2 separate regions of the Homo sapiens genome follow, and region 1 is linked to region 2. A link is a contact called in ENCODE Hi-C or POLR2A ChIA-PET data. All regions are on one chromosome and are shown on one strand. The core of a region is the stretch at or near the end of the contact, and the rest is flanking DNA. Distances in the headings are between cores, read along the strand shown. Region 1 has its middle 72 kb from the start of FGFR2. Region 2 holds the start of FGFR2 (fibroblast growth factor receptor 2).

Region 1 (5,913 bases), core at 469-2,968, 70 kb after region 2:
TGTCTTGATGACAGCAATCATGCTTTTTTGCTCTGCATATCTTAGCACTTAGTACGGTGTCTGTCACAGAGTAGATACTCAGGAAACAGAAACTGAATGAACAAATGCACAGCTGACTTACAGAAGGGATGGATGGATGTATGGATGGATGGATGGATGGATGGATGGATGGATGGATGAATAGATGTATGGATATGTGGATAATTAGGTGGATGATTGGATGGATGGATGGATGGATGGATGGATGGATGGATGGATGGATGGATTGTTAGACAGGCAGGTGAATGGGTGGATAGACAGATGGATAGGTATATGATTGGATGGGTATATGTACTTATGGACAGGTGGATGGATGGGTGATGGGTGTGGTAAGTGGGTGTTTAAATGGGTAGATGATGGATGAATGGTTGATTTGATCTTTCCTGAGCAGCAGAAGAAGGGAAGGGAAATGACAAGCCCTGTTATTCATAAGAGGGGTCCTGAGCTGGTCATGTGACTGGCCAAAGTCACCAGAGGATGTCAGCAGCAGAGCTAGAAAGAGAACCCAATGTTCTTGACTCTAAGAATCACCACTTCTGCCATGAAATGGAAAGCTTATAACCTACAGCATCGTAAAGCCCAATACTCCATTCTCCACGTGTACGGAGCCTCCTGCTGGAGTTGCCGGTGCCTTCCCTGGCCACTGTGTCTATGACATCCTACCTTTTTGTTCAGCTCAAGCACCTGCCTCTTCTGGGAGCCTCCACAGGTCACCCCTCCTGTTCTGGCACCTACAGTAGCATTTACATGAACAGCATTGCTTTCCTGAACCTCCACTTAGCGTATACACCCTGGGCACCTTTATGCTTGCTATCTACCTACACGCTGTGTCTTATTTCCACAACCAGATAGGGACTGCATTATCCTTCCCTGTAGCACCTCCCCCAGGACCTCTCTGCTGCTTAGTAAATCTCTGATTGACAAGCTGCAGAACTAGTCAGGTTGCAGCACGCTATGAAGCTGTGAAATTGAGTCATCTACAATGTATCTCTCCAAGTTTTCAAGTGAAACCTCTTGCTACATGCCTAAGAATTGTAGCACTTAAAAAAAAATCTCATTAGCCATCCCTGCCATCACAGCTTTCAGCAAAAACTTAGAGCATAAAAACCCGTCTACCACATGCTCCAAAACAATTCACATATTTAGTACAGCAACAAAGACCAGGAACTGGCCACATGCAATAAGAAAAAGAAAAGACAAAGAAGATTAATTGCTTTTGGAAACAAAAGATCACCATCAGGAGGACAGTGATAGTATGCACCAGTGGAAAGGCATTTTTAGAAACACCATATTAGTAGTCACAGAGAGCTGGGCTGAGGCTCCCACTGAGCCATCAAAGGGCCGAGTCATGTGGCCGGTAACTGGGCCGGTGGGGGAAGGTCTAATAATAGTCCCGTTCTTGCTGGCTTTGCACATTTTGGCATCAAAATGTCCCCACCAGGGGTTGCCCCTGGGGAGGCTGGCAAGCAGCCAAGTAACCCCACCAGAGACCTACTCAGCTTCCAGATCTTCTTAGGGGTCCAAGAGGACCCCTAAGAAGGGAGGCCAGGGGGAGAGGGGATGGTCGGTGGCCTAGCATGCTGACCCAGAAAGAGAGAGCAAGAGAAAGCAAAGGAGAGAGAGAACACACTCCAAACTCTCCCAGCTCCCTCCCAGGTCTCTGGGCCAGGTTTCCCCACCCCTTTTCCCTCCCACTGGGACTGGCGGCCAGCTCTCCAAAGAGAACCAGGACAGGAAGCAGCAGCAGGTCTGCAGCTGGGTGCTGGAAAGCCGGGTCACAGGAGGCTGAGCAGGGGAGGAAATTTACTTTGGATGTGGGACCCAGATGGGGCGGGTATGGGGAAGGAGTGAAGAGGAAAGCGAGGCAAGATAAGAAGATGCTCTGATTTAACTAGAAGGGAGGGGGGCGTTCAGGGCTAAGAGTGTTAAATCTGTCTCATAGCAGCTGCCGAAGCCACCTCTCTTGCCTCTGCAAGCCTGCTCGCACAATACACATGTGCTCTCCAGGCATAAAAACACCACAATTCAGCTGGTCTGTGGTCTATAACTGCCCTAATATGGCAGCCCCAAGCCGCAAGAAGCTACTGAGCCCTTGAACCGTGGTTCATCCAAATTGAGATGTATCCTAAGTGTAAAATACACACAGGATTTCCAAGAACTAGTATGAACAAAAGAATGCGCAATATCTCATCAAGTATGTTTGTACTGATTACATATTGAAATAATATTCGCATACAGGGATGAAAAGATATACACATTCATTTCACTGGTGCTTTTTACTTTCTTGAATGTGGCAACTAGAAAATTGAAAACGACATAGGTGGCTCGTATTTATGGCTCATGTTGTACTTCCATGGGTCAGCACTGATCTATGACCTGATTCACCACCGCTACCTTCAAGTTCCAATGATTGTATTCAATTCAACAAACACCTGAGAAGCACAATGCATTGAGGATTCAAAGATGTTCTCAACACGTGGCTGCATATTAGATTCACCTGTTGAGCGTTCTCTAAACTCCCCCTACCTGGCTGCACCCCAGAGACCTGCACTAATTTTGTCAGAATCTCCAGGTGTGGGACGTGGCAGGGGTAGGCTTTTAACACTCCCCAGGGGATAAGAATGTGCAGTCAGGTTGAGAAGCAGGGGCTTAAAATAGGGCCACTGCCCTCAGGGGCTGCACATTAGACAGGACAGAGAGATCTGAAATACTATGGGATAAAGCGGTCAGTGCGGGTGAAGCAGAGGCCAAGGCCAGGGAAGAGGAGAGAGGGGAGAGGAAGACTTGGCTCCATTTGGGAATTAGGGCAGTGTGGGATTTTTTTTTTTTTCGGTTTTTGCTTCTTGTTTTTGAGACAGAGTCTCGCTCTGTCACCCAGGCTGGAGTGCAGTTGCGCAATGAGATCACTGCAACCTCTGCCTCCCAGGTTCAAGCAATTCTCCCTGCCTCAGCCTCCCGAGTAGCTGAGAATACAGGTGTGCACCACCACACCCATCTAATTTTTGTAGTTTTAGTAGAGACAGGGTTTCGCCATGTTGGCCAGGCTGGTCTCAAACTCCTGACCTCAGGTGATCCACCTGCCTTGGCCTCCCAAAGTGCTGGGATTACAGGTGTGAGCCACTGTGCCCGGCCCAGTGTGGGTGTTGGATATGGCCTTGACTTGGGAGCTGTGCAGGTTGAGGTGGTTCGAGGGTGTGGGTGGGTTTCCAGGCATTGAGGATGCTGTGGACAAAACCAAGGCAGGAAAGTGCCCCAGGGAGGGAGGACAGTGGGAGGATGGGAGTCTCTGGTTTACCTGGAGTCCAGGAGGAGATGAGACTCAGGGAGGAATAAAAGCTGGAAAGGCAGCTCCTATAGGTCCCCGAGCACCAGGATTCAGGGCTGGGAAGGCCTGCAGAAGCTCTAAGTAAGGAAGTCATGTGATCTAACTGGGATTTACAAGGTGTCTGATTTGGGGGACAGATTAGATGGGAAGAGGAGAGGAAAGGAATTGGTGGGACAGAACTGGCATCCTCTCGTGTGCAGCGGCCTCTGGCTGAGGGGCCACCCCTCCTGGCTCTCCAAATCAGCTGTTGCCCCTCGAGAGTGGTCCTTTCCTCCTCGCCCAGCTCTAGGTCAGCCCACAGCAGGCACTCGTTAAATGAAACAAATGCTCAGAGTTTCAGAGAGATATTGCTCCTGCAGCAGCCCACCTCCCTGCTGGCCCCTGGACAGGCACAAAAGCTAAGAGTGTGGCCTTCAGTTTGCCCAGTGTTCCTGGCCTTTTCCCTCCATGAAGCAGCCGGGGAAGGCACTGTGTGTCCACAGCGACCCTACAGTGGGCAGCTGAGGGCCCACTGGGATTCTGAAGGGCAGGCCTCAAAATGGTGCCCTTGCCTACCATGCTGTGGTTCCTATTCACAGTTTTCAGCCCTGCTAGAGTACTGGAAGTTTCCATTTTCCAGGGTTTTGCTCCTTTTCCTCACAAGTGCCAAACCTGGGCCCTCCCACCTCTTCCCCAACTTTGCGTGTCCTTATTAGCTTGTAAAAACATCTCATCTGCTGTAAAATAGGCCATTACAGCCTTCTGTGCATAACTTTTTTTTTTTTTTTGAGACAGTCTTGCTCTATCACCCAGGCTGGAGTGCAGTGGCACGATCTCAGCTCACTGCAACCTCCACCTCCCAGGTTCAAGTGATTCTCATGCCTCAGCCTCCCAAGTAGCTGGGACTACAGGCACCCACCACCACGCCTGGCTAATTTTTGTATTTTTAGTAGAGAGGAGGTTTCACCATGTTGGCCAAGCTGGTCTCAAACTCCTGACCTCAAGTGATCCGCCTGCCTTGGCCTCCCAAAGTGCTGGGATTACACATGTGAGCCATCACGCCCAGGCTTCCGTGCATAACTTTGATGACAGTAGAGGAGTGAAGGAGTAAAGGAACCTCTCTGTTTCAATTTGTCGAAGTATTTAATAATGCCTCTTCCAAGAAAAGTTCTCAGTAGGCCTCTAACTGCTGCTGTCTGTCCACCTGGGTCTAAGGCCCTTGTAAATGGACAGGGGCCCCTCAGGCTGCCTCAGGGTCCAGCAGCCTGACGGCTCTGGCCCTGCCCGAAGAAGTAAATGCCAAATATGGAGGTCATTATGGTCTTTAATAAAAGCTTGTTCCTGTAACCTGTGGGCTAGGTTCAAAGCACTATCTATTAATTGTATACCTTTTGCTAAAACAAGCACCCACCTTTGCAGTGGGCTGTCTGCCAAGGAGGCATTTATCATTTCTTGAATGGCAGAATTCCTCTTGGAACACCTGCTTTTCTTTCAGAAGGAAGCCGAGCCCTTCCCCTGAAGCTAGCCTCTCTTCCATGCTGACTATAATCTGCTTACTCCGGTCCCCAGTGCCTGAGCAGAAACCAGCTCAGGGAATTAAGTCCTGTGGGATGCTAACAGAATATGGCCTGAAGAATAGAGTCCATATCCTATTCAAGAACAGAGCACCTGGTATGGTGCTAATAATGCCTGGTTTCCTTGCTCTCGATTAGCCAGGCATCTGGGCTTCCTTCCTTCCTTCTTCTCTATCCATTTAATGCATTGGTTGCTGCAACGGAGAATGGTCAAGGGACGGAGAAAAGGAATTAAGCTTTAACCCACTAAGCCGTAGTTAGGAGTAAAGAAATCAAGGAGGAGATTGGTACCATCCACTAAAACAGGCACAGGGCCGATCTTGCAATTCCATCGGTCCACATTCTACCTGTGCCAGAAATCCAGACTACAGGGAGCCCGCCAGGTTGTCCCAGGGCACGCAACACAGTCTGATAAATGATCAGTCAAATGCACAGATGTACGTTCCACCTTCCCTGCCCCCAGAGAAGGAATTTAAACTCAGATAGAATATAGTTAACTTAGTGCACTTTCCTTGAAACGTTTGACAAATACAGTTGATTCTTATTCTCAGTTTATAGATGGGAAACAGCTTGGAGAGTTTTCTGTGGTTTAACTGAATTCTCTTAATACTAATAGCCCCCTGGCCATCCAATCAACACGTATTTGCAAGCTGTCATGATGCAAAATCGCTCCTTCTGTTTCAATGCCCTCTTGTGCTCTTTTTTTTTCCTGCTCCATCAATTCAACGGCCGCCTGTGGAACATCAGCAAAGCTCACTGCTGCAGGTTGCAGGACCCGGCAGACAGCAGTTGCTCAATAAACATTTTTCAGTGAGTGAGAGAGGAGACAGTCCTCATTCTTGAGACCAGTGAAGAGAAGACAAAGGAGCAAACCATGGCAAGATCCATGGGAGGCGCTGTGGTGGGGAACAGCAGCAGGCTCAAAGGAGAGACAAGACAGGTCGCCCAGAGGAGGTGACAGAAGCTGGGCGTTGAAGGTGCTACAGGAGTTTGCCC
Region 2 (5,479 bases), core at 184-2,683:
AAACACATAATGGGTGCCCTGAGTTTGAAAGCAGGTTTGCCTTTAAGGGTAGGTTTTATTGAATTGGGAGAAAGGAAGGAGGGTCTGGAGAACGGTCTGCAAGGGAGCGGGGTGCGAGGAGAGCGACGGAGGCTGGTGGTCCCCGAGCGGGCCTCCTGCGCCAGGTCCGTGGTCCGCGAGGGTCGGAGCCAGCGCCACGCAGGGCCCTCGGCTTTTTTCCCCAGCGCGGCCCCGTGGCCGAAAAAAATGAGCGCGCAAGTTAGAACTCGCCTGCGCTTTCGACATCTCCCAGCCGCTGCGGCAGAGCAGGCAGGCGAACTAGAAAAAGTCGGTCCAGTTCGCCCCCTAGCCCCAGGCGCACTGCGCTCCCTCCAGCGCCGACGGCGGCTGCGGGCGAGGGGCGCCCAGGCACCGGAGCCGTCGCCTCCCCAGCAGTGCCACCCCTGGCCATCGCCACCCCTACGGGATGTCACCGGCCCCACCCCAGCGGCCCCCTCCCGAAAAAGGGGTCTCCGCAGGGCCTGGATGGTACGGAAGTTCCCAGGACACACGGATGGGGCACCTCGGAGATGACCCCGGGAACCGGCCTGCGGGGCTGTGCCACGGGCAGGCGAACCTTCCGCCCGTCTGCTCTGGGGTCGGAGAAACGCGCCCAGTCAGCGGGAATGCGCCCGCCAGGGTTTGACAGGGAGGGGGGCGTCAACGCCAGAAGCAGATGTCAGCATCTGGATGGGGGTAGCAGAGGCAGAACTTCCAGAACGCCGGCCGTCAGCACGCACCCACCTCCCCCATCACCTATGCAGCCACAGAGGGAGGACACGGAGCGTCCTCCACAATGCTAGTCCTTCCGCGCCCCCCGCCCGGAGGACGGTGCACCCGGCGTCCCGGGCTCCCGTGGCGCCCACGTCCCCGGCTGGCGAAGCTCCCCGAGGCGTCTTGCGCGGCGATTACCTTGAATGGCAACGCTCCTCCGCGACCTGTGTTGTCCCCGCGCCCCGCGTGGGTCGGGATGGAGAAAGCGACGAGCCCGGGGTTGCGGGGAGCAACTCCAAACGCAGAAGAGTGGTCCTTGGGTCTTCGCCGGCGCCAAGCCTCCCGGGCTTCACGCGTACCCCAGGCTGCGGAGGAGCGCGGGCATGACGCCCGCGGGCTGCCCTCGGATTTGGGGAACGAGAGGAAGAAAGGACTCAGGCTTGGCGTTGCCTCCACCAAACTTTGCTCGCGAGTTGCGAAGGCTCAGAGCGCGCAGGCAAGCTGCGGCCTCGGGGCCCCCGGGGCTCGCGGCCGGCCCCCGCCAGCCCGGAGAGCAGTCGCCGCGCCGGGCCAGGTACGCCGCATGCAGCCCCGCGGCGCCCGAGCTTTGTGGCGGCCGCGCGCGCTCCCTCGCCCGCTCCGCACCCGCCGCCCGCCCGCTCGGCTCTCCACCGCGCTCTCCTCCAGCCGCCGCCCGCGCCGCCGCCGCCGCCCCCGCCTCCTCGCGGCGGGTCACGCCCCCACTGAAACCCGAGCCGTTTCCTGGACGGCGGCGCCCTCTCTGCCAATCAGCGCCGCGCGCCCGGGCCGCCCCGAGTCCCGCGCGGCTCCCGACGCCTCCGAGCAGCCGGAGACACCGGCCCGGGAGGCGAGGGCTCGGCCGCGATGCGGCCGTAGGGATGCAGCGACAGCCTCCGAATAAGGCCTGGTCCCGCGCCCCGCGCCACCTCCTCCCTCCTCCCCGGGCGAGCGAGGCTGGCCAACGGCTCGCTGAGCGACTGCGTTACGTTGTTTTATGTCAAGTTAGAAAACAAATGACCGAAGGCTCTAACCCTGCCCTCCCGCTAAAGAGACTTTAAAATGCGCCTGCTTGATACTGCGGGGAGGGTTGCCAGGCAGCTGAAGCTTTTGGAGGAGAGGAAGCCACTTGGAAATGTTCGCAGGACATTGCATGTTTCTGTCCTTCTAAACAATAGAAATGAGAGGAAAAAACTGAATATTAATGGAGGCCCTACTATGGGAGGGTCACACTACATAGGTGATTCTATTTCATCTGCCCAACCACCCTGCAGAGTACTATTCCCAGTTTCTGATAAGGAAACAGGATCAGAGAGGTTAAGTAATTTGCCTAGGACCACACAGCTGGCTACTAGGACAGCCTGACTTTGAATGTGGCTCTCTCAGAAAAAGCCAAAATTGCATCAAAAAAAAAAAGTGTTTAATAATATATGTTTGGATTAATAAAAAGAAATTCAAAGGAGTCTAAAGACAACTCTACCATAAATAGACCTTGAACAAAGTAATTCCTCCCTCTGAATCTTAGATTAAAAATCATAAATGCAAAATCTGATTCTTCAACTGCACACCAAGCTGTAACTGGTTAAAGTTCCTATGTCCATTTACCTTTTCACTAAGCCGTGTCTTCGGAATAATTTATTTTAAATATGCTTTTTCTCCCTCCTTATTCATCCAGCTCCTGAGCAGCCGTGCTTAAGTTCAAGACCATATAGATTAAAACCTTAATTATTTTTCTTTAGAAAAGGTCACTAAACCCAGAAATGCTTTAGAATCCTTTTGAGGCCTGAAGATAGATGAAGCATTGAGAACAAACCTGACTTGGAAAACAGACTTTTCCTGGATTTAGAAACATATTTGCACCTGTGTCACTAACATTGCACCCTTCATAACATTTACAAAAATATTTTTCAAGGTGCTACATGATTAGAAAATCATTTTTATTCACAAATATAGCACAGAAAACGTTTATGCAAGTTATTTAAAAGCCACACAAGTAAGAAATCCATTTAACTGCCTCAGGCAAAAGGCTATAACATTGTATTTTGGAAATTTGATAGCAACAAAATAAAAACTGGTTCTTAAGCAAAATTATCCCTCTATATGCTTGGTGGGAGGGTATGTTTTTGGTCAAGTCCTCTAACCTGGATTAGCCCCAGAGCCTATACATTAACGGACACCTCAGCCCAGGTTGACACTTAGCCATTCACTCCCACACGGGTTGTTCTGATAGCAGTATGTTTTCAAGTTCTCAGAAAAGGGATGCAGCTGAACGTGTCTGCCTGCTCGCAGGTTGCCACTTACATCTTTATATTCCCCACCAATGGGAAACTCGAGTGTCTCAGGACAGTTCCTTTCCCATCCTACACCGCATCCATCAGCCATTGAAAATGCTGTTAACACATTCTCACATAAATTAATGGTGCAGGAAGCCGCTGTCCCTATCCCCCATTCATCAATAGCTTTATGCATGTTGAATGGAAAGGAAGCTTTCCGCTGAAAATGACAAATAAGAACACCTACTTTCATGTCCAGGCACAGTTTGCAGAATGTATTTTTTATAGAAATGAAAAGACACCAATCTATCAAAAGCTCCTTATTCCCTAAAGAGGGCTCATATATAAGGGACTGAAACCCACAAGACCACAACAGGAAACTCTTCAGTTTTGAGGAGGGGGGGGAAGTATGTTTAGAATTATTTTTAAAAAATCAATTATGTCCCCATATTTAGTCTTCAAGTGACCTCAGACCATCCAGGAAAACCTTCACACCACTGAGGCTTCTGAATGAGAAAATAATCTCTTTACAGTTTTTTCTTTTCTCTTCCCTCTTCAAGTGGCTGGAACCCCTTTCGTCAATGGCCTCCCATGAATGGTGTTGCTAATAAAGCCTATTAATGAGCTTCCACGGCGGAGTGTGAATAGGTAAATAAGCCCCAATCTGTTGAGGTTCTGGGGCAAGGGCAGAAAAGCCAGTAAGAACTAAAGGTGACAGTTTGAACTGAACTGCGAACGCCAGCACCAGGTTTCAGCTGAAAGAACCGCCAGACAAGGACACATTCACAGTTCCTCCACCCCCTACTGAGGTCTCTTTTCTTCGCAATTTTCCCCCCTTTACAAAATGTCTTGAGTAGTCACCCTTTTTTTTTTTCAAAAGCCCTCGAGACGCCCTTCTTTTTTCACTCTAGTAATGATACATCAATGGGAAGGAAGAAAAATGAGGACACCAGAACTCCGATGCCCCCAAAAGTTTCAAGAAACAAATTGTGCTGCTAGCCCGTTGGTGATGGGAAGAGAAAGGAGAAGGGGGTGGGAGCGCTCACTACCATGGGCCTCTCTCCTTTGAAGATTTGGAATTTTTCTTTTAATAATTTGTTTTGTAATGGGTGGCTGTTCCTTCACTCTATGGAAACGTTAGATGAAATAAAGGCTGCTGACATGAAGTGCTCATGAACCTTCCCGGGTGGATCTGAGCTCCCTGCAACACCAGGAATTTCATTCTCTAAGCTACATCTCAATAGTGCCCTCGGCATAAAAGAAGCACTCAAATGGAAGGATATAGAATAGTCGGAGGACTATGATAAGAGTATTTACTTCTGGGTAAGGGGAGGGGCTGGATGCTGTGACAGCTCCAGCCCATCTTCAGGGAGCTTGTGGCATTTAAGTGAAGCAAAATCATTGATCCCACTACTGAACAGCATCAATGATTTTAAACTTAGAACTGGGCCTGAATTCCAAAGCCAAGGCTTCCCCGGAGACAAAGTCCTTCTGGAAGTATAGCCTCACTTTGAGGCAAAGGGGAATGGCTTTCTTAAGGTGAGAGGCTGGATGCAGCTTTCTTTACTCAATAGCTTTGTGACCTGTGGCCGGGCGCAGTGGCTCACGCCTGTAATTCCAGCACTTTGGGAGGCCGAGGCAGGCGGATCACTTGAAGGCAGGAAGTCGAGACCAGGCTGACCAACATGGTGAAATGCCGTCTCCACTAAAAACACAAAAATTGGCCGCTTGTGGTGGCGCATGCCTGTAATCCCACATACTCTGGAAGCTAAGGCATGTGAATCGCTTGAACCCAGGAGGCTGAGGTTGCAGTGAGCTGAGATCGCCCCACTGCACTCCAGCCTGGGTGACAGAGCAAGATTCCCTCTCAAAAAACAACAAAAAAAGGCCTGGCATGGTGGCTCACACCTGTAATCCCAGCACTTTGGGAGGCCGAGGCAAGTGGATCACCTGAGGTCAGGAGTTCAAGACCAGCCTGACCAACATGGAGAAACCCCGTCTCTACTAAAAATACAAAATTAGCTGGGCATGGTCGTACATGCCTGTAATCTCAGCTACTCAGGAGGCTGAGCCGGGAGAATCACTTGAACCTAGGAGGCAGAGGTTGCGGTGAGCCGAGATCGTGCCATTGCACTCCCGCCTGGGTAACAAGAGAGAAACTCCGTCTCAAAAAAAACAAACAAACAAACAAACAAACGCTGTGTTACCTCAGGCCAGTTGCTTGAGTTATCTGAGTTTTCCATTTTCTCAGCTGTAAAATGGGGAAAATAATGGTTCTTATTTCCTGGATTTTTTTTTTCTTTTTTTTTTTTGAGACAGAGTTTCACTCTGTCACCCAGGCTGGAATGCAGTGGCACGATCTCGGCTCACTGCAGCCTCCACCCTCAGGGTTCAAATGATTCTCCTTCCTCAGCCTCCTGAGTAGCTGGGACTAC

Evidence for each region. Hi-C counts contacts between places; a loop is a spot of excess contacts on that map. ChIA-PET counts read pairs that join two places held with the same protein, here RNA polymerase II (POLR2A). Pooled maps may share reads with other maps.
Region 1: a loop to region 2 is called in a map of ascending aorta, with 2.4 times the contacts of the local background. The contact joins the enhancer-like site here to the promoter of FGFR2 in region 2. A Hi-C loop is called at or near these places in 3 of 168 maps with a recorded cell type or tissue (aorta, ascending aorta and esophagus muscularis mucosa) and 6 of 50 pooled maps. POLR2A ChIA-PET finds 5 or more read pairs at or near these places in 4 of 52 experiments (AG04449, H1 and WTC11).

The regions. Positions count from the first base shown.
Region 1 is chr10:121,667,118-121,673,030 of GRCh38, forward strand. No RefSeq gene overlaps it. Among named protein-coding and RNA genes, the nearest start is that of FGFR2, 72 kb to the left of the region's middle. RefSeq lists enhancers at 1,222-1,771, 1,772-2,321. Within about 2 kb of position 1,719, at least 14 of the 41 ENCODE cell types and tissues checked have a DNase peak (open chromatin) inside an H3K27ac peak, as active enhancers do; they include ascending aorta, where a contact is called at or near this core.
Region 2 is chr10:121,597,011-121,602,489 of GRCh38, forward strand. FGFR2 (fibroblast growth factor receptor 2) reads right to left here and starts at 1,434. Exons shown (of 18, transcript NM_000141.5): 1 at 952-1,434. RefSeq lists an enhancer at 1-640.